2 separate regions of the Homo sapiens genome follow, and region 2 is linked to region 1. The links are chromatin loops, found by intact Hi-C in ENCODE. Cell type or tissue: body of pancreas. All regions are shown on one strand. Each heading gives the region's core, and the rest is flanking DNA. Links, peaks and the distances in the headings are about the cores only.

Region 1 (11,390 bases), core at 1,787-9,786:
ATTATGTGAGGTGGATTATGTGAGTGTGGATTATGTGAGGGTGGATTATGTGAGGGTGGATTATGCGAGGTGGATTATGTGAGGGTGGGTGGATTATGCGAGGTGGATTATGCGAGGTGGATTATGTGAGGTGGATTATGTGAGTGTGGATTATGCGAGGGTGGATTATTTGAGGGTGGATTATGTGAGGCGGATTATGTGAGAGTGGATTATGTGAGGGTGGATTATGTGAGGGTGGATTATGTGAGGTGGATTATGTGAGGGTGGATTATGTGAGGGTGGATTATGTGAGGGTGGATTATGTGAGGTGGATTATGTGAGGGTGGATTATGTGAGGGTGGATTATGTGAGGTGGATTATGTGAGTGTGGGTGGATTATGTGAGGTGGATTATGTGAGGGGTGGATTATGTGAGGGTGGATTATGTGAGGTGGATTATGTGAGGTGGATTATGTGAGGGTGGATTATGTGAGGGTGGATTATGTGAGGTGGATTATGTGAGGGTGGAGTGGCTCTTAGCTTTTCTCTCTGAATCACTTTCCCCACAAGAGGACATTTATCGTCTGGCCTGGTCTGACAGATGGAATAAGGCTTGACGTCGCTGGCTGCAGCAGATGGAAACAAGGCAGGGGGCGTGGGGCCTCCAGCCGTGAGTCGTGGGTTCCCACGGGCAGCCGGTGATAAAGAGCACTCCAGGCTCCGGATGGGGTCCTCCAGGCCCAGCCCTGAGCACCGTCGGTCCCTCCCTTCTGTCTCCACAGTGAAGGGCACGTAATAGCATCATCTGTTCATCTTCATAGAGTATTGGCCTGGTGAGGGGCTGGGCTTACTGGAGGTCCGTGAGGCTGTCCTAAACCATCACTGAGAACCAGGTGGTTAAGCTGCTGAGCGCAGAGTTAGTTTCTGACTCAGAAAGGTCTGAGGTGGGTGTGAAATTTTGGATTTCCCAGGTGATGCTACTGCTGGTTGGGGACCACATTTTTTTTTTCTTTTTTCTGAGATGGAGTCTCGCTCTGTCGCCCAGGCTGGTGTGCAATGGTGCGATCTCAGCTCACTGCAACCTCCATTACCCAGCTTTAAGTGATTCTCCTGCCTCAGCCTCCTGACCCCAGCTACAGGCGTGAGCCACCACGCCCAGCTAATTTTTTTGTATTTTTAGTAGAGACGGAGTTTCACCATGTTGGCCAGGCTGCTCTTGAACTCCTGACCTCAAGTGATCTGCCCGCCTTGGCCTCCCAAAGTGCTGGGATTACAGATGTGAGCTGCCACACTCAGACCCTTGTGAACTTTTGCTAGTAATTCTTTTTTCTTCTCACAACACTCCACTCATGCCCCTCAGCTCTGTCTTTAAATATTCCTGCCCTTCAAAACTTACCTTTTCTGATTAATCTAATTGGAAGTAATGTCTTCTCTGAGCCTCTTTTTTTCTTTTTGAGACAGGGTCTTTCTTTGTGGCCCAAACTGGAGTGCAGTGGCCCCATCATGGCTCACTGCAGCCTCGATCTCCTGGGCTCAAGGGATCCTCCTACCTCGACCCTGCCAAGTAGCTGGGACCATGGGCATGTACCACCATGCCGGGGTAATGGGCTAATGTTTTTTTTTTTTGAGATGGAGTCTTGCTCTGTTGCCCAGGCTGGAGTGCAGTGGTGTGATCTCGGCTCAGTGCAAGCTCCGCCTCCTGGGTTCACGCCATTCTCCTGCCTCAGCCTCCCGAGTAGCTGGGACTACAGGCGCCCGCCACCACGCCCAGCTAATTTTTTGTGTTTTTAGTAGAGACGGGGTTTCACCGTGTTAGCCAGGATGGTCTCGATCTCCTGACCTCGTGATCCGCCCACCTCAGCCTCCCAAAGTGCTGGGATTACAGGTGTGAGCCACCGTGCCCCGGGCTAACTTTTAAAAACCTTTTTTATAGAAACTGGTTCTTACTCTGTTGCCCAGACTGGTCTCAAACTCCTGGGCTCAAGCAATCCTCCCACCTCAGCCTCCTAAAGTGCTGGGGTTACAGGTGTGAGCCACCGTGCCCCGGGCTAACTTTTAAAAACCTTTTTTACAGAAACTGGTTCTTACTCTGTTGCCCAGACTGGTCTCAAACTCCTGGGCTCAAGCAATCCTCCCACCTCAGCCTCCCAGAGTGCTGGGGTTACAGGTGTGAGCCACCGCACCGGCCTCTTAATTAATAGGCTCTTAACTGGTTTTGGAGCCTCCTACCTTGCTCTTCTCCAAACTATTCACAGAATGATCTTCCCACACAGGACTGTGAACGTGCTCCCTGCTCTGGATTCTACTTCATGCCAGGATAAAATCTGAACTCAACGTGTTGCTTTTACAACTAGTGCCCAGGAAGACACAGGTGCTTCCGTCCAGGTTTAGTTCTTTTTTTTTGAGACAGAGTCTTGCTTCTTCACCCAGGCTGGAGTGCAATGGTGAGATCTCGGCTCACTGCAACCTCTGCCTCCCGGGTTCAGCAGTTCTCCTGCCTCAGCCTCCCAAGTAGCTGGGATTACAGTCATGTGCCAGCACGCCCGGCTAATTTTTTGTATTTTTAGTAGAGATGGGGTTTCACCAGGCTGACAAGAATGGTTTTGAACTCCTGACCTCAAGTGATCTGCCCGCCTTGGCCTCCCAAAATGCTGGGATTACAGGTGTGAGCCACTGTGCCTGGCCTAGGGGTACAAGTTATAATCCTCAGATTTGATCTGAAAAGTATTGGGATTACAGGCATGAGCCACCGTGCCCAGCCTAGGGGTATGAATTATAATCCTCAGATCTGATCTGAAAAGTATTGGAAGCAGATAGAAAAATGCACAGTGTTTTCTCCAGCACTTTACACTTCTACAAGAAAGTCAGAAAAGAGTTAGGAAAGTTGTTTAGGAACTAGAGACTAATGGCCGGGCATGGTGGCTCATGCCTGTAATCCCAGCACTTTGGGAGGTCAAGGCAGGAGGATCACTTGAGCCCAGGAGTTCAAGACCAGCCTCGGCCACATAGTGAGACTGTGTCTCTACAAAAAAATACAAAAATTAGGCTGGGTTTGGTGGCTAACACCTGTAATCCCAGCACTTTGGGAGGCCGAGGCAGGCAGATCACGAGTTCAGGAGATCGAGACCATCCTGGCTAACATGGTGAAACCCTGTCTCTATTAAAAATACAAAAAATTATCCAGGCATGGTGGCGGGTGCCTGTGGTCCCAGCTACTCAGGAGGCTGAGGCAAGAGAATGGCGTGAACCCAGGAGGTGGAGCTTGCAGGAGCTTGCAGATCACGCCATTGCACTCCAGCCAGGGCAACAGAGCAAGACTCCGTCTCTAAAAAAACAAAAAATACAAAAATTAGCTCGGCATGGTGACATGTGCCTGTAGTCCCAGCTACTTGGGAGGCTGAGGTGGGAGGATTGCTTGAGCCCAGGAGGTCAAGGCTTCAGTGAGCCATCATCGTACCACTGCACTCCAGCCTGGGCGACAGAGTGAGAACCATCTCAAAAAAGAAAAACAAAAAAGCAACCCAGAGACCAGACTTGTCCTGCTTTGCTAAGGGATAAAAGGAATAATAGAAAGAATAATAAATCACGGTGGCTCCCCAAAGTTATATATCAAGTTGGTGCCAGAAAGATCTGCACCACACTTCTGCCATAGCCAGTGAGAACAACGATCTTCTCCCCCTTTCTTCGTCTTGATCCTTGTCAGATCTCGCCTCCATATTCTGCTGTATGCACTTCTCTATCAGGTAATTTCATTTATTAGTGGATCTGCCACAAAATACCGACTTTTTAAAAAGGAAAATATAAAACAGACATTAAAGCTTATAATACAGGCCGGGTGCGGTGGCTCACACCTGTAATCCCAGCACTTTGGGAGGCTGAGGCGGGCGGATCACCTGAGGTCAGGAGTTCAAGACCAGCCTGACCAACATAGTGAAACCCTGTCTTTACCAAAAATGCAAAAATTAGCTGGTGGTGGCGGGCGTCTGTAGTCCCAGCTACTCTGGAGGCTGAGGCAGGAGAATGGCGTGAAACCGGGAGGCGGAGCTTGCAGTGAGCCGAGATTGTGCCATTGCACTCCAGCCTGGGCGACAGAGCGAGACTCTGTCTCAAAAAAAAAAAAAAAAAAAAAAGAATTACAAATGGGGCCGGGTGCAGTGGCTCATGCCTATAATCCCTGCAGTTCAGAAGGCCAAGCCGGAGGATCCCTTGAAGTCAAGAGTTCAAGACCAGCCTGGGCAGCATAGTGAGACCTCTATCTCTAAAAAAAAAAAAAGAAAGAAAGAAAGAAAATAAATTAGCCGGGCATGGTGGAGTGCACCTGTAATTCCAGCTATGCGGGAGGCTGAGGTGGGAGGATCACTTGAGCCCAGGAGTTGGAGGCTGCAGTGAGCCATGATCACAGCACTATACCCAGCCTGGGTGACAGAGCAAGACCCCATTTCTTTTTTTTTTCCTTTTTTTTTTTTTTTTGAGATGGAGTCTCACTGTGTCACCAGGCTGGAGTGCAGTGGTGTGATCTCGGCTCACTGCAACATCCGCCTCCCGGGTTCAAGCGATTCTCCTGCCTCAGCCTCCTGAGTAGCTGGGATTACAGGCATCCACCACCACACCCAGCTAGTTTTTGTATTTTCAGTAGAGACGGGGTTTCACCATGTTGGCCAGGATGGTCTCAATCTCTTGACCTCGTGATCCACCCACCTCGGCCTCCCAAAGTGCTGGGATTATAGGCGTGAGCCACTGCACCTGGCCAAGACCCTGTTTCTTTAAAAAAAAAAAAAAAGACAAGTTGTAGGTTAGTATTTCCTACCTCTTCTGCACCCTCCTTTCTCTTGTGCTACGTCTTAAAGATACCCCATGTCAGAGTGTGTGATGGGCAATTGTGTGTGCCAACTTGACTGGGCCGTTTAGTGTCCAGATATTTAACGGCAACTCAATCCTCATTTGGGCGTGTTAGCCTGACCTAGTTATAGAGCAACCTGAAAATCTGCTAGCTTTGAGAGGGACCAGAGCGAGAGAACGCACTGTAGCAGGTTCCGACTGTGATGCAAGCTGCTCTCCACGTGGGCCACGTGATCCAGCTGATCCAGTGATGCTTGAAGAGACCGTGGCAGACAAGGATGCTGTTTGCAGCCTTTGGCAGGCCCCGTAGGTGAATCGCAGAGCAAGCCTGTAGGATTTTGGAGCAAAGCTCTGCCATCCTGTGGACAGTACTCTCCTTTTGAGACACAGCTTTTGGACTGCTACTGGGCCTTCTTGGAGACTGATGCTTAGCCATGGGCCACGGAGTTACCATGTGGCCTGAGCTGCCCGTCGTGAACTGGAGGTTCTCTGACCCATCAAGCCATACAGTTGGGTGTGCACAGCAGCACCGTGCTTCACCATCTAATGGAAATAGTATACACGTGACTGGGCCCAAGCAGGCCCTGAAGGCACCAGGAAGTTAGATGGAGAAGCAGCTTCAAAGGCCCTTGGTTCCCACTGCCACGACTCCACCCTGCCTTCCCTTTCCCAGCCTGCACCTCTAGCATCATGGGGAGTCCTCCATGATCAGCTGACAGAGAAAGCGAAGACTCACATCCCAGTTTGCAGATGGTTCTGTACGACGTGCAGTCTCCGCCCGAAACTGAGCAGCTGTTGCCCTCCAGCCTCTTCCTTGGACATTCCCGAAGGACAGCGGTGGGGGCAGATCCTCCCGGTGGGCAGACGTTGGCGCAGTGCACCTGGTTGTTGGTTGTGCTTGGAAGGAGAAATGGCTGGACGTGAGAGCACACACCGATTCACCGACCGTAGCCAATGATTTGCCTGGAGAGTCAGGGACTTGGAAGGAACATGATTGGAAAATTAGTGACAAGGAAACCGAGGGAACTGAGAGAAGAGGTATGTGGGCAAAAACCGGACGATACGTGTGTCCCATGTAAATGCTCGCCAAAGGGTGGCCTCACCAGGGAAGAGTTCGAATCTTCAAGCGATAGGATGGCCCGTTCTCTGGGTGCTGCTCAGCCTCTCTCCCCCGACACCACAGTTAGTGCCCAGTGGGCTCATGAACAAAGTGGCCATGGGGGGCAGGGATAAAGGTTATTCATGGGCTCACAGCACAGACTGTTACTCACTATGGCCATCCTGGCTGCAGCCATGGCTGAAAGCCCCATCTGCCAGCAACAGAGACCAACCCTGAGCCCCTGAAATGATGCCATTCCCTGGGGTGATCAGCCAGCGACCCAGTGACCCCATTCCCTGCGGTGATCAGCCAGCAACCCGGTGACCCCATTCCCTGGGGTGATCAGTCGGTGACCCCATTCCCTGGGGTGATCAGCCAGCGACCCAGTGACCCCATTCCCCGGGGTGATCAGCCGGTGACCCCAATCCCTGGGGTGATCAGCCAGTGACCCCATTCTCTGGGGTGATCAGCCAGCGACCTGGTGACCCCATTCCCTGGGGTGATCAGTTGGTGACCCCATTCCCTGGGGTGATCAGCCAGCGACCCGGTGACCCCATTCCCTGGGGTGATCAGCCGGTGACCCCAATCCCTGGGGTGATCAGCCAGTGACCCCATTCTCTGGGGTGATCAGCCAGCGACCCGGTGATCCCATTCCCTGGGGTGATCAGTTGGTGACCCCATTCCCTGGGGTGATCAGCCAGTGACCCGGTGACAGGTTGGTGACACTGGATCACTTCCATCACGGAAGGGGCAGCATTTTGTCCTCACTGGAATAGACACTTACTCTAGATCGGGATTTGCCTTCCCTGTACGTCACGCTCCTGCCAAAACTAGCATCCGTGGACTCACAGAATGCCGTACCTACTGTCACGGTATGCCACACCGCACTGCTTCTGTCTGAGGAACTCCCTTCACAGCAAAGAAAGTATGGTAACGAGCCCATGCTCATGGAATTCCCCGGTACGACCATGTTGCCCACCATCTTGAAGCAGCTGGTTTGATAAGATGGTGGAATGGCCTTTTGAAGACTCCACTACAGCACCAGCTGGGTGGCGATGCCTTGCAGGGCTGGGCCAGAGTTCTGCAGGAGGCAGTATATGCTCTGAATCAGAACTGAGTGTAGGGTGCTGTTTCTCCCACAGCCAGGATTCATGGGTCCGGGAATCAAGGGGTGGCAATGAGAGGGGCACCAGTCCCTAGCACTCCTAGTGACCCAGCAGCAAGATGTTTGTTTCCTGTTCACGTGACCTTATGCTCTGCTGGCCTAGGGGTCGTATTTCCAAATGGAGGAATGTTTCCCCCAGAAGACCCAACAGTGGTGCCATTGAACTCCAAGTGAGGACTTCTGCTGGGCCTGTTTGGCCTCCCACTGCCTCTGAATCAACAGGCAGATAAGAGAGTTACTGTGCTGGCTGGGGTGATTGATCCTAGATTGGACCACAAGTCCACAATTGAGGTGAGCAAGAGTATGTCTGGAATAGAGGCCCCTCAGGGTGTCCTAGTAGACCATGGCCTATGATTTAGGGCAATGGAAAAACCACAAGAATTCAATCCAGGCAGGACTACCAAGGGCCCAGACCTTTCAGGAATGAAAGTTTGGGTCACCCACCAGGAAAAGACCCACAACCAGCTGAGGTGCTTACTGAAAGCAAAGGGAATACATAATGGATAGTGAAAGGTCATTATAAATACCAGCCACAACCCATGGCCAGTTACAGAAACACGGGCTGGAATGATCATGGATATTTCCTACTTGTTTTGTTAGGAATACGTTTCTCTGTGTTTATATACTGGCAAACCTCAAGATATTGCAGCTCTGGTTCCAGATTACAACAATAAAACTAATATCACAGGCCAGGCGCAGTGGCTCACACCTGTAATCCCAGCACTTTGGGAGGCTGAGGTGAATGGATCACCTGAGGTCAGGAGTTTGAGACCAGCCTGGCCAACATGGTGAAACACTGTCTCTACTAAAAATACAAACAAAATAGCTGGGCGTGGTGATACGCACCTATAATCCCAGCTACTCATGAGGCTGAGGCAGGAGAATGGCTTGAACCAGGAAGGCAGAGGTTGCAGTGAGCCAAAATCACGCTATTGCACTCCAGCCTGGACAACGAATGAAGCTTCATCTCAAAAAACAAAAACAAAAACAAAACAGCTGGGCGTGGTGGCTCACACCTGTAATCCCAGCACTGTGGGAGGCCGGGGCGGGTGGATCACGAGGTCAGGAGATCGAGACCATCCTGGCTAATATGGTGAAACCCTGTCTATACTAAAAATACAAAAATTAGCCGGTCGTCCTGTCAGGTGCCTGTAATCCCAGCTACTTGGGAGGCCGAGGCAAGAGAATGGCATGCACCAGGGAGGCGGAGCTTGCAGTGAGTGGAGATGGCACCACCACACTCCAGCCTGGGTGACAGAGCGAGACTGCGCCTCAAAAAAAAAAAAAAAAAAAAAGATGCTAATGATCATTTGAGCCTTTAGCAAGTTGAAATCATTTTGCTGGTGGAGGGTCTTGCCTCAATATTGATGGCTGCTGGTGACTGATCAGGATGGTGGTTGCTGAAGGTTGGGTGGCTGTGGTAAAAGCGCTTAAAATCAGACTGCAGCGAAGCTTGCCGTATCCATCATCTCTCCCTCTCAAGAAAGATTTCTCTGTAGCGTGCGATGCTGTTTGATAGCATTTTACCCACAGTAGAACTTCTTTCAAAATTGGAGTCAGTCCTCTCAAACCTTACCGCTGCCTTATTAAGTTGACGTTCTAACTGTCTTTGCTCATCTACAAGAAGCAACTCCTCACCTGCTACAGTTTGGTCATGAGACTGCAGCCATCTCAGCCCCATCTTCAGGCTTCACCTCTCATTCTAGTTCTCATTGTTTCTACCGCATCCGCACTTTCTTCCTTCACGGAAGACACGTGTGATGGTTGGAATCAACTTCTTCCAAACTCCTGTTAACGTTGATATTTTGATCTTCTCCCATGAGTCACGAATGCTTTTTTTTTTTTTTTTTAAGAAAAAGTCTTGCTCTGTCACCCAGGCTGGAGTGCAGTGGCACAGTCATGGCTTACTGCAGCCTCGACCTCCTGGGCTCAATCGATCCTCCCACCTCAGCCTCCTGAGTAGCTGGGACCATGGGTGTGCGCCACCACACCCAGCTAATTTTTTAATTTTTAGTAGAGATGGGATTTTGCCATGTTGCTCAGGCTAGTCTTGAACTCGTGACCTCAGGTGATCCGCCCACCTTGGCCTCCCACAGTGCTGGGATTCCAGGCATGAACCACCGCGCCCGGCCCACATCATGTGTGCTACTCTTTCTAAAGTCCAAGGACTGTGATTTATGAATCTTAAAAGTGACAAATATATATTTGTGCTGTGTGTATTTCGTATGACTTCATGTGCCTTCAAAAGCAATTTCTGAAGAGAAAATTCTAATATGTTCTACAGAATGCGATACATGTTGAGGCTCATTCCTACATATTTTAAAACAATAATAATTTTCAGAATAGCCAAGTCGATTCATGTAACATCGCTAGCTGAACACCAGTGGGGACATTCTCCTTTAGAGAACCACATACACAGAGAGCAAGATTTCTGTAGCCCAGAGCACACTGGCTAATTCTTCACAGGATGCCAAATGACTCCTTGGGCTTCTTATAACACCCACTACAATTATGATTCTGGGATCATTTCCATTGCAAATCCCCTCTTTCCACACCCCTTTAAAAGGCAGCTGTGATATTTGGCCTCTAACCAAGGCCTGCCGCATCCACAATTCTCTAAATTTTATTTATATTTCATGTGCAGTGTGTTCGAACTCTCCCTTCCCCAGGTGCCAGATGCTGGTTTGGACACACTCCAGTGGAAAGTGCTTTCCTGTTAAATAAGACAAGTCACACATGGAAGAAACCTCCTCTTTATATCAGACTTGCACCAAGTATACCAAAGTTAATACTCGAATATTTGCAATATTTGCAGCCCCCCAAATTCCCTCTTCACCGGCCTCCACACCAAATGCCTCTTGCCCTTTGGCTGCCGTAGCAGGTAAATGCTGATAGCCCTTTTACATTTCTGTAGTTTTCATAATTTTGAAAGTGTCAGAGTGTAGGACTCTAACACTCTTTCAGTAGTGCCTAACCCACGTACCCAGTGCATGGGCCTTTCAGATAAGATTTGGATGAGATGATAAAACATTGTAACCCATTTACAGGATTTCAAAAGATGTCTAGTAACTATGTGTGTGTGTGTGTGTGTGTGTGTGTGTGTGTATATATATACTTTTTTTTTTTTTTTGAGATGGAGTCTCTCCCTGTCGCCCAGGCTGGAGTGCAGTGGTGCGATCTCGGCTCACTGCAAACTCCGCCTCCCGGGTTCATGCCATTCTCCTGCCTCAGCCTCCCGAGTAGCTGGGACTACAGGTGCCCGCCACCTCGCCCGGCTAATTTTTTGTATTTTTAGTAGAGACGGGGTTTCACTGTGTTAGCCAGGATGGTCTCAATCTCCTGATCTCATGATCTGCCCGCCTCGGCCTCCCAAAGTATTGGGATTACAGGTGTGAGCCACCTCACCTGGCCTAGTAACTTAATATATATGATATGAGTAGCTTTAAATGTTTTCACCAAGGCCGGGTGGTGGCTCATGCCTGTAATCCCAGAACTTTGGGAGGCTGAGGCGGGTGGATCACTTGAGGCCAGGAGTTTGAGACCAGCCTGGCCAGTATGGTGAAAACCCCGTCTCTATTAAAGATACAAAAAATTGGCCAGGCTTGGTGGCGGACGCCTGTAATCCCAGCTACTCCAGAGGCTGAGGCAGAGAATTGCTTAAACCTGGAGGGGCGGAGCTTGCAGTGAGCCGAGATCGCGCCACTGCACTCCAGCTTGGGCAACAGAGCAAGACTCTGTTGCAAAAAACAAACAAACAAAACAAAACAAAAAAATTAGTGCATGCCAGTAATCCCAGCTATTTGGGAGGTGGTGCATGCCTGTAATCCCAGCTACTCGAGAGGCTGAGGCAGGAGAATCACTTGAATCTGGTAGGCAGAGGTTGCAGGAGCTGAGATCGCACCACTGCACTCCAGCCTGGGCAACAGAGTGAGACTCTGTCTGTAGGGACCAGCCCCACAGGGTCAGTGGGTCTCTCCCCGTGTGCGGAGACGAGAGAGTGTAGAAATAAAGACACAAGACAAAGAGATAAAAGGCAGCTGGGCCTGGGGAACCACTACCACCAAGTCGCGGAGACCGGTAGTGGTCCCAAATGCCAGGCTGCACTGATATTTATTGGATACAAGACAAAGGGGCAGGATAAGGAGAGTGAGCCATCTCCAATGATAGGTAAGGTCATGTGGGTCACGTGTCCACTGGACAGGGGGCCCTTCCCTGCCTGGCAGCCGAGGCAGAGAGAGAGAGGAGACAAAGAGAGAAACAGCTTCCACCATTATTAGAGACTTTTAGTACTTTCACTAATTTGCTACTG
Region 2 (11,390 bases), core at 2,192-10,191, 190 kb after region 1:
CTGGGCAGCAGAGGGAGACTGCGTCTAAAAAAAAAAAAAAAATGTGTATTTCAGAGAACCTGCTTCAAGGGCTGGGGGAACAGGGCGTGTGTGAAGGGGGAGAAAGGGAAATGGTGGCTGTGGTCTCAGCCTTCTCCCCCAGGAGCAGAGGGAGGTGGGTGGTGCAGAAAGCTGCAGGTACAGGACTTCCCCGCCCTGGTTAAGACAGTCCCCATCGCAGGTGCTGTGAGGACCCCAGAAGCGTCCACGGCCTGGCAGGAAGAGCAGCAGCTTCTGCAACAGGTGGATCAGGGTCCTGTCCCCAGTGTAACCACTGCCTGGCTGGGTGACCCCCATCCCTACTGTAACCACTGCCTGGCTGGGTGACCTGGGGGTCACCTTGACCATCTGTTAGGGGGATCCTGATGCTGCCCGCCCCATCTGTGATAAGGATTAGCCAGTGCCATCTGTGCCGTGCCTAGCACAGGGCAGACGGCCGCAGAAGCCAGTTCCGTTTCCCGCCCCTGGTTCACCTTTGGAGGGATGTGCACTCGTCATGGCTGTAGGCCAAGCTCGTCAGGACCAGCTGAGGGGAGGCAGCCTGGCACAGCAGACATGGGTGCTTTCCCCCGTGCAGGGGCCGAACACGAGTGGCTTCCTTGGGCCCAAGTTGGTTTCTGCTTATGCAGACAGTCACGCGGCCCAACACGGCCCGTCCCGGCACACCTCGTCTTAGGAGGAGCCGTTCCTCGGGGAAGCCCCTGAGTGCTCCTCAGAAGCCAGGTGGGGGCTCCGTGTCCTCGCCATGCTGTCCTGGGCCCCGCAGGCACGGACTCAAAAGAGGCTGCAGCCACAGTCAGGAAAAAGGCCGCTTGGAGGAGGCCCTCGGAGAGCCCCAGGCGCTGAGCCGGGAAATGGGCAGCTTTGCCTTCAGGTTGGCTTCTCCTCCCTCCCCGTCCCCCGTGCCTGCCTCTCTTCCACAGACCCACTCGGCATCCCACGCCGGGGCACACGCAGGCTGGCCGCGGGGCCTGTCACAGCAGCAGGGGCTCTGGTTTACCCCAGTGCTCATAATTGCCCAATTTCAGAAACACCCTACTCTGAGGAAGGACCTTGCCGGGGGGATTTTGAGAAGGGTGTGTGGTGATGTGGAGGGGCTCCTGTGCGGCCAGCTGTCCCTGTGGTGGTCCCTGGCCCGGATTCCCTTTGGGCTGCAGCCTCGAGACCAGCCCCCGAGCCTCATGGATGGACACAGCGGGCATGGACCCCGGCCTCAGGGGATAAAATGCAGCCTGAGGATGTGGCTGGAAATGCCCAGGTTTCTTGTGCGGCAGCACACACAGCTCCTCGGGCACTGTCCACGCTGAGCACACCCGAAAATCCCCAGTGAGAGCCGGCCGCATGTGTGTGTGGGCGCGTGCGTGTGTGTGTGTGTGTGTGTGTGTGTATGTGAGTGTGTGTGATGTCGGAGTGGCTGTTCTCAAGAGCCTGTTCTCTCTGGACCCACTCCCTGATACATCAGCCACTTTGTCTCATAGGTGTGAACATAATGGATTCGTTGATTCCTTTCGAAGGCAGGCACGCCCGCGGTGCTGGTGGCCGCAGCAGGGTACGAAACACGAGGGCCATATGTCTGGTACCTCGGCATCCCCCCGACAGGGAAGGAGAATGTCAGCGGAGCAAATTACTGACCGAATCCTTGGGAATCTATAAATATTAAATTGCTCTGACTTTCACATAAAATTCAGGCTCTGGGCAGCCCAGGAGGAGAGGCGTCTGGAACGTGCAGGGTGTGGGGGGAGCGGCTGCCAGTGGAGAGACAAAGGTCCCCGAAGGGTGGGCCGTGGGTGGGGGCCTGTAGCCCTGGCTGGAGGAGAGGCTGCGGGGAGTGGGGTAAAAAGAACAGAGACACAGAAAACCCACGTGCACCTTGACCAGAGTGGGGCTTTCTCTGAGTTTTCATTGAAGGCTTTTTGGCTGGGGTTGCGCGGTTTCTGGTTTGCAGGCAAGCTTTCTGTTACTTTTCTTCCCCAGCCCTGGGGAAGGGGGGAGCTGGGGTGCAGACGGCGGGGGCTGCAGCCCTGGGGAAGGGGGGAGCTGGGGTGCAGACGGCGGGGGCTGCAGCCCTGGGGAGGGGGTTGTGCTGGGGTGCAGACGGCGGGGGCTGCAGCCCTGGGGAGGGGGTTGTGCTGGGGTGCAGACGGCGGGGGCTGCAGCCCTGGGGAGCGGGGAGGGCTGGGGTGCAGACGGCGGGGGCTGCAGTCAGCTGTCCTCCTCTTCGAGTCTCCGGTGCGGCCAGCCTCAGGTTCCCCCCGGCGGCACTGGCCCTGCGCTCACTGTGGCCGGGCGAGGACCCGTCTTGCATCGGTGGCCACAGCAAGTCCGCCGTGTGGTCACTGCACTGCCTGTTCCGTGTTTGACCCCCAGCAGCTGGGGAAGGTCTTCTGTGTCTTTGGGAGACCAGCAGTGAGTGATTGCTCCGATGCGCCATGACCCTGTGCTAAGTTCTTATTTATTTATTTATTTGTTTAGAGACAGAATCTTGCTCTGTTGTCCAGGCTGGAGTGCAGTGGTGCAATCCTGGCTCACTGCAACCTCCACCTCCCGAGTTCGAGCGATTCTCCTGCCTCAGCCTCCCGAGTAGCTGGGACTACAGGCGCCCGCCACCACGCCCAGCTAGTTTTTGTATTTTTAGTAGAGACGGGGGTTTCACCATGTTGGCCAGGCTGGTCTCCAACTCCTGACCTCAAGTGATCCATCCACCTCAGCCTCCCAAACTCTAAGTTCTTTAACCGCATGAACTCATTGATCTTTCTGTAGCGGAATAAGGTAGGAACGACAACACACTCATCAGGCTGCAGCTGAGGATCCTGAGGCCCTGAAAGGCGAAGGTGACAGGTTACAGGCTGACCCGAGGGGGTTCCATGGCTCCCCCTGGCCAGGCCTGGATTCTCCCCAGGCTTTGTGACTTTAGACCTGGCCTCTTCATTGTGAGCCTGTACCAGGTCCTCGGTGGGCTCCACCACGGTCGGGGGGACCCCGGGCTGGACCCCGCGAGCCTCCTGCCAGGCAGGGCCAGCATCTCCCGGGCCAGCGGCCAAGCACCCCCTCTTCCCTGCAGGCATCCCCACGCTCATCATGCTGGACCCGCAGGGCGAGGTGATCACGCGGCAGGGGCGGGTGGAGGTGCTGAACGACGAGGACTGCCGGGAGTTCCCCTGGCACCCCAAGCCCGTGCTGGAGCTCTCCGACTCCAACGCCGCGCAGCTTAACGAGGGCCCCTGCCTCGTCCTTTTTGTAGGTATGAAGCTCACGGGGGCAGGGGGCGAGGGGTGGCTGGGGGGCGGGACAGGAGGGGCCTCACTTGGGAGGAGCCTGTCCCTGCCGCTTCTCTCTGTCACCAGCAGTGCAAGCCTGGGCCTTTGTCTCTCCCTGAAGCCTTGCTTTTGACCCCAATGATTTATTCATGGCTGGCCCCTGTGGGAGCTGCAGCTGCACTTTCCCTCCTAGCTGCTCCCCAGCTGCCAGCTGGGCAGAATAGGTCAGGCCGGGAGGATGCCCTCGGGGCCCCCATGCGCAGACCCATTGTTGGAAAGGGCGGGTGGCACACACGGCAGCTGCAGGGGCTGGGCCCCTCTGGCCGAGGCTCACCAAGGCTGCTTCTGCGGATCCTCTGTGCTCTGAAGAGCTGCTCCAGCCCGGTGGCTGCCTTGGCTCCTTTGTCCTCGCTTGCACCTCCCCGTCTCCCATCTCACCCAGTCTGAGCTCCGTGGGTAACTGCCCAGCCGGGCCAGGGGGACACAGGCGCATCCATGCCAGGCTCCCTGCAGTCTGATGGGATGACCCTGGTTCCTTTTGCAAAACCTGGCCCTCTGCCTTGGACTTGTGGCTCCCCTCCAACAACTCAAAATCACTGTACGAGCCTGGGTGTGGTGGCTCACGCCTGTAATCCCAGCTACTCGGGAGGCTGAGGCACGAGAATCGCTTGAACCGGGGAGGCAGAAGTTGTAGTGAGCCCAGATGGCACCACTGCACTCCAGCCTGGGCAACAGAGCGAGACTCTGTCTCAAAAAAAAAAAAAAAAAAAAAAAAAAGCCGCTGACCAGACCACAGTCCTCACCCCCTCCCGCTCACCACCAGTTCTTCTGCCATTTTCACTGGGAAGTCGGAGGTCGGAGGTCATGGCTTCTCATTCTGTGGCTGAGAGAAACACTAGCAGGCGCCTCAGGTCCTGGCTTAGGGGAAGCTCAGCCTCCCAGGCGGGTTTGTGAGGAATTCAATGGGAAGACTGTCTACCTGGGAGAGCAGAGCTGCTCAGTGAGGCAGGTTCCTCCTGGGGAGCCCGGTGCAGGAGAGCACTGTGAGCTTTGCTGCTGGGACGCATGTGCACACACACCCATGCATGCGGGGAGCAAGACCTGCATCCAAGGGGAAGTTCATTTCCGTTCAGGGGCCGCTCAGGCGGGCGTTTCTGCAGCTCAGGCCCCCTCGGCGGGTGCCGCTCTGTTTGACAAGCCAGTGCTTTTTCTCCCCGTCTTTTTCTACCCCCGACCCAATCACAGATTCTGAGGATGACGGAGAGTCCGAGGCGGCCAAGCAGCTGATTCAGCCGATAGCTGAGAAAATCATTGCCAAGTACAAAGCCAAAGAGGAGGAGGCACCCCTTCTGTTCTTCGTAGCCGGGGAGGTGAGTGCGGAGGAGAGGCTTGGCCCAGGGCTGGCTCAGCTGGGACTTCTGGCACAGGACTGATCCTGGCCCCAGGGTTGCCTGAAAGGACCCCAGGGTCAGGGCTGCCTGTGCTTCTGAGAGAGCCCACAGACAAATGTGGCAAGGAAAGGTAGCCATTCGCCATGGAAAACCATTCCCTCCCCTGCTGCTTCCTCTTCCCGTCCATGCTCGGCAGCCTCAGGTCAGCAGGGAGCCGTCCCCAGGCTGCTTCCCGCCTGAGCGGCTGGGGAGAGTGGCCGTGGCTGCAAAGTGTGATCCACACCTCCTGGGTCACAACCAGGCCCTTGAGTCTTTACAAAATGCTGGGTTCGTGCCTCCGCGCTGGCTGCAGTGGGCCGATCTCATCAGAGGGATCCTGGCTGGGGCTACTGCTTATACCTGCGGTCACCCAGCCGGCCCGGTGAGTGCTGAGGTTGGAAATTGCTGCCGCTCCCCGTCTGTTTCACCCAGGCTGTCCCTTTGAGGTCTCCAGCGGGGCTGGACCAGGCAGGAGACTCTTCACAGGGTGGGAAAGTGGGGCTTTCAGCAGAGCGCCCTCCCGCAGGTACCCAGTTATCCAGGGCCTGGAACCCTGCACCCTGCACCCTGCAGACGGGCGTCTCCGCGACTCAGCACAGGTGCAGGCTCTCATTCTTGAGCTCCTCCAACCCAGGAGCCTCCTCCATGCCTGCGCTGCCACCTCCCCACCCCACCCCACCCCACTGACTGACAGACAGTTTTGGAGGCCGCCCCCTGCCCTCCATCCACCCATCTGTACCTCCAGTTGGTCAGAGCCCTGTGCTGATTTCACGCTGTGTTTGGATCCCAGGAGAGGCACGGAGGAGGCAGGCGGCAGCCAGACACCCTGTGCCACCCATTCATCACCTCAGCCCCCGGCCCTGCCCAGCCCAGCACCTGGGTCCTTCCCAGGCGGCTCCAGTCACCTGCTCAGCCCGGGGGTGGAGGGGAGCAAAGAGGTTCACAGGCCCTGCCTCGGGGTGGCACTGGCCACTGCACACCAAGCCCAGCCCCAGGGAGGCTGCGCGGCATGCAGTGACTCCAACCCCTGCAGAATGGCTCTGAGAAAAGATGGCTGCAGCACAGCAGGGGCCGGGCACGGGCGGGGGCGGCCTTGAGAGGTGTCAAGTCTGGAAGGAGCATTTGCAGGTTTTCTGTACGCCAGGCACAGAGCCGCATATTTCACCTGGGCTGTCTCCTTCGCTCCTGGCTCTCTGGCTGGGAACGTAGTCGCTGTCCTGTTTCACAGGGGAGGGAGGCAAGGTTCAGAGTGGACGAGGGGCTGCTCCAAGGCAGTTTGCTGGCTCCCGTCTGGCTGGGCTGGACTTTTGTGTCTCCAAAAAATGTACAAAAATTAGCCAGGCATGGTGCTGCATGGCTAGAGTCCCAGCTACTCAGGAGGCTGAGGTGGGAGGATTGCTTGAGCCCAGGAGGTGGAGGCTGCAGTGAGCTATGACTGCGCCACTTCACTCCAGCTGGGGCAACAGAAAGAGACTCTATCTCCAAAAAAAAAAAGTAGCTCCCTTACAAATCCTTTCTCCTTGTCTTTGGATTTCTGTGTTTGCCTTGGTGTCTGCATGAGGCTATGTCTGCTATTAGGGAAATTCACCAGGACAGCTGCTGGGAATGTAGGATAAAGTGCCAGCTTCTTTCTCAGATAAGTAGTGAGGCAGCGTAAGCTTCCACAGTGCTTAAGCAGCGCTGTCTTCTGAACTGGCTGGCTGTGCAGCTCCTGTCCTGCCTGAAACCACAGGGGTGGGAGTTGGAACACAGCGAGCTGTCTCTGTTTAAAAACATTCCAGAGTTGAAGTCCAGATTGGCCTCAGATAACCCACAGTGGGGCTGCAAATCATTGACAGTTGGTTACAAAAATAAACAATCAGAGGCTATGACATTTCTAGACTGGCACGGTGGCTGACGCCTGTAATCCTAGCACTTTGGGAGGCCAAGGTAGGCGGATCACCTGAGGTCAGGAGTTGGAGACCAGCCTGACCAACATGGTGAAACCCCGTCTCTACTAAAAATGTAAAAAATTAGCCGGGCGTGGTGGGCGCCTGTAGTCCCAGCTACTCAGGAGGCTGAGGCAGGAGAATTGCTTAAACCCGGGAGGTGGAGCTTGCAGTGAGCCGAGATCGTGCCACTGCACTCCAGCCTGGGTGACAGAGCGAGACTCCATCTCAAAAAAAAAAAAAAAAAAAAGAATGTGACATTTCTAAAATGCTGAGGACGTATTAAAATGGTGTTGATGCTAATAAATACATAAATAATTAAATACAGACGACTTACCTAGTGGTTTGCAGGGCGGATGCAAAGAGAGAATTTTACAAAGCAGCCCCTTCCTCCGGAAGGCAGGGCAGGGTTCCCTCCTTCCCAGGCTGGGAGCCCTCTGCTTGGGAAACGCCGGCTCTTCAGGGTGCGGGAGCTACCACACCTGGGGAGACTGGGCCCAGGGGACTCTCCCCCTCCTTTCTTTAAAACTTCTTGGTTTTCTCTCCCTCCTGACGGCTTCAGGATGACATGACTGACTCCCTGCGAGATTACACCAACCTGCCTGAGGCTGCCCCTTTGCTCACCATCCTGGACATGTCAGCCCGGGCCAAGTACGTGATGGACGTGGAGGAGATCACCCCCGCCATCGTGGAGGCCTTTGTGAATGACTTCCTAGCAGAGAAGCTCAAACCGGAGCCCATCTAGCGTGGCTCCGGCCTCCTGAGACGTTATTTAAAACTCAGCCTTCTCCTCCTCCCCCTCCTTCCTTCCGCCCTTGGACTTACCCAGCGTGCCCCGAATCCCACCACCCAAGTGTCCAGCCTCTCTGTGGTGCCTTGTTTCTGCAGTAAACTCCTCAGCCAGCACCCTGGGGTGTGGAATCAGCAGCGGCAGAGTCCACCGTGTTTGGAGACTCTGTTTGGGAGCACGGGATGGCCGGGGGCCCGGCCAGAGCGGGGCTGCATGGCTTTCGCAAAGTCACTAGCTTTTGGTGAAGGATCTGCCAGGGTGTCCTGGGCAGAGTGAGCGTGGAGGGCCGGTGGGTCCCGCTCGGGCTCTGACTCTGACGTCGGCACACACGGCCCCGGACGGCCAGAGGGGAACCGCCGGGTGACACCTGCGTGGAGGCTGAGCTGAGAAAGGGCCTCCGCTTAGAGCTGCGGGTGAGGACGTCCTTTTCTAAGCAACACAGTCTTCCTCGGTCTGAGAGAAAAGCAGCCCACTCTTGTGTTCTCAGGCAGGGGATCTCCAAATGCAAAAGGAAGCTTGTAGAGGTTTTTTGGGTGAGAAGAAAAATGTAGCTAAGGTAATGGTTCATATCATACAAACAGCTCCCACGATCCTGAAATTCTGTTAACGAATCCTTCTCTTTGGACATCTTCCCAAGAAACTTAGCCCTGAGTCCTAGGAGGAGCACCTCTGCACCAGCACGGACCTCTCGCTCCACCCAGCTCTGTGCCCAAGGCCCCTGATCTCTGCTGAGGTGCCCACACCCACGTTCGATCACCCCTGCCATTCCCTTTTATTTTCTTTTTTTTGAGATGGAGTCTTGCTCTGTCGCCCAGGCTGGAGTGCAGTGGCACCATCTTGGCTCACTTCAACCTCCGCCCCCAAGGTTCAAGTGATTCTCCTGCCTCAGCCTCCCGAGTAGCTGGGATTACAGGCACCCGCCACCGTACCTGGCTAATTTTTGTATTTTTAGTAGAGATGGGGTTTCACCATGTTGGCCAGGCTGGTCTCGAACTCCTGACCTCAGGTGATCCACCCGCCTCGGCCTCCCAAAGTGCTGGGATTACAGGCGTGAGCCGCCGTGCCCGGCCCCCTTTTCTTTTCAAAGCAGAACTACAAAGATGAGAAATTACCAGAAGCCTCGCCTTTTCCTAAGCACCAGCGGAAGGAGCTGTGCCCCGGGATGGAGTGAGGGTGGAGGGCGCGTCAGCCACGGGTGGGCCTTGTGTCGCCTTGTATCGGCCCAGGTAGGTTGTTGGCCTCTTACTTGGGCTGACCTGACCCCCGAAAGAGAAACAGACAACTCTGTTCTCAGGATTGGGGATGGACGGCTTCGGCCAAGCGTTTTAGCCTCATTCACTCAGGCCCCACTCAGCACTCTGCCAGCCAAGACCATTGATTTGGAAAATCCGGTCCCCACCCGCTAATGAGCTGTTGACACTGTTGTTCCTTGCTGAATTGGATTGTTGACTTGTAGTTCAGAGGCGTACAACTAGTTGGCGATTAGACTTGTTATGTGATGTTACCAGCCTGAAATGCGATCACCCCGTAGGAAATAAAGCAGGCATCTCTGGACCTCATCCACCCTGGGCCTCTGCTGTCCTTGATCACAAAAGTTGTTTTTGCTTGTGGTCCTGTGCTCTATCGGGGTGGGCAGTGGAGGATACCTGGTAGCTGGGAGCTGAGTCCCAGGAGTTTTGAGACCCCCAGGATGTAGCATCTGTCACATCCTCTTGGCTTCCGGCAGCCAGGAAGCTCATTTGGATGACCGTGGCAGAGGCAGATCCCTCCTGCAGCCCTGGCCACCGTCTCTCCTGGTTTGACTTGGCCCTGGACGGAGGGTGAATCCTCAGATCGCGTACCTTGCTGTGGACATTCTTGCCCATTTCCTCCCTCCAGGGGAGCCGAGTCCTCTGAAGCCTGAGAAAGCTGGTTGGGAGAACAGGAGGAATCACGCACGGGTCTCCTTGTGAAGAATGGGCCAAGTGTGGGAGCCTCTTAAACCCAGCAGGTCCCAGGCTCAAGGCTTCTCTGGGAACGCTGCCAGAGTCTCCCTTAGGGGTCGGGGTGGGTGGGATGAATGTGGCCGACCTGAATGTGGGAGGTGGCAGGATTTCTCTCCATGTATCATGATGGCCTCGGAGGAAAGGTGGGTTCTCTTAGCAGCTGCTTACCTTTGGGGCAGGAGGAACAAAGTCCAGCGAGGGGGTTGCCCTAAGTCATTGCAACTGGATTCTTGACACCAGAATTCCCCTTTTAGAGTGGGTCTGTAGCTTCCTTAAGACCCGTGGGGAAGGTTTACTCCAAAGGTTCAGGTTTATACAGTGACTGCTTTGCGGGAAACCGTTAGGGAAGAATCACTTCTGAGTGTCAGGGATCGATAGTGAGAGGTCGTAAAGGCCACAGATGCAGGCGAAGTGGGTGGCATGATAATCCCCGCCAAGCAGCTCCACCTTCAGATTCTTGTTGCTAATTGGAAGCAGGTTCAGCACCAGCTGTGGCATATTCAAGGGCTTCCTCCGGCAGCCAGGAAAACCAGGCCCTGCAGGTGGAGGCTGGGGGCGGCTGTGAAAACGCCACTCTGTGGTTCCCAGATTTGTGTTTACCACAGTGACTTCCAGATCCCATCCATTCATCCTCACAACAGCGATGAGGGTTTTTTTTTTTTTTTTTTTTTGAGACAGAGTCTCGCTCTGTCGCCCCGGCTAGAGTGCAGTGGCACGATCCCAGCTCACAGGTTCAAGCCATTCTCCTGCCTCAGTCTCCCAAGTAGCTGAGATTACAAGCGACACCACCGCGCCTGACTAATTTTTGTATTTTTAGTAGAGACGGGGTTTCGCCATGTTGGCCAGGCTGGTCTCGAACTCCTGACCTCAGGTGATCTGCCTGCCTTGGCCTCCCACAGTGCTGGGATTCCAGGCGTGCGCCGGCACAGCCAGCCTGTTGTTGTTGTTTTTTTTAACCTGTCTTCCCAACATTAAAAGCCTGTTGAAGAAAAAGGGTATGTTTTCCACATTGAATTCCTAATTGGGAAAAAAAATACTAAAAAAAGAGAAAAGGGTATGTTTGGGACCAGCACATACAGCAGATGAAAACCAGCTTCTTTTCCAGAGCGAGGTGACTTCCTGCTCTTGCTTTTCGCCCCTTGGTACGTCCTTGAAATCAATGGCCATCACTTACCAGAACGCAGGGAGCGAGTGCTGTGTTGGCATCGGCCAAGCTTCAAATAGTAATTTTCAGCCAGACTTTGTTTTTTCCTGTTGCCTAATTAAAGACACTGAAAAGCTGTTCTCCCCTCCTGCTGCCTTGTTCTAGGACAGCAAACTGAATTCAGGAACAATACAGACGGAGCCGGATGTGGCCCAGGAGCAGATGCGCGGGACCTAACACGGTGTTGCCCCGTGCAGCTTAGGGAGGAAATGCAATGTATGAGAGGACACACGTCTGGGAACCCTGCACACTGGGAAGCGTAGTACCAGCAGGGCCCTGAGCGAGGGCACACGCTGTTGACGGTGCCGTTGCCCTGGGCAGGCCCATGTGTTGTGCGCGCTGTGGGTGGCTGTGCACACAGGCCCGCAGGTTCAGGAGTAGCACTGAGCAGGGGGCTGTGAGCTCAAAGGATCTTTCCAGTTTGCCCCGAAGCAGCTGAATGAGAGAAGTGGGCACTTGGCTACACCCCTCACTGCTGCCGCCAGCAGACGAGGGCACACGCCCTGCTTCCTCCAGGCTGCGGCTGCGCAAGGGAAAATTCTTTGGGAACAAATAGCTGTTGACCAGTAGCTTCATTAGTGCTGGGAATATAACATGAGGGCGTTCTAGGTACACCTCGTATGTGAGCGCATGAAGACAGGTAAGTATGCCTACTGCCATTTTTCAAGGCGTGTGTCTCACCCCCTTGGTGCTTTGGGACACTTCCCAAGCCCGAGAATGTGTCAGGAGGTTTGGGTGGAACTGTTGGGTTTCTGTT

The links. A loop is a pair of places that touch in the nucleus more often than their neighbours do. Peaks named below come from ENCODE experiments on the same cell type or tissue, not always from the same donor. Only the 100,000 strongest peaks of a DNase experiment are listed, where the experiment ranks them.
Region 2: a loop joins it to region 1, with 2.9 times the contacts of the local background. A loop is called at or near these places in 105 of 110 quality-filtered maps.

The regions. Positions count from the first base shown.
Region 1 is chr17:982,408-993,797 of GRCh38, reverse strand. No RefSeq gene overlaps it. Among named protein-coding and RNA genes, the nearest start is that of NXN, 8.3 kb to the right of the region's middle. RefSeq lists an enhancer at 5,085-5,955. In body of pancreas, for the core only: no CTCF peak of the experiment used is centred there; no DNase peak of the experiment used is centred there.
Region 2 is chr17:796,958-808,347 of GRCh38, reverse strand. It overlaps NXN (nucleoredoxin), which reads left to right. Exons shown (of 8, transcript NM_022463.5): 6 at 3,101-3,280; 7 at 4,542-4,666; 8 at 7,217-9,038. The coding sequence ends at 7,399. Among named protein-coding and RNA genes, the nearest start is that of MRM3, 20 kb to the right of the region's middle. In body of pancreas, for the core only: no CTCF peak of the experiment used is centred there; DNase peaks (open chromatin) are centred at 4,667, 5,117, 5,757 and 6,397; H3K4me3 peaks cover 608 bases; H3K27ac peaks cover 3,208 bases.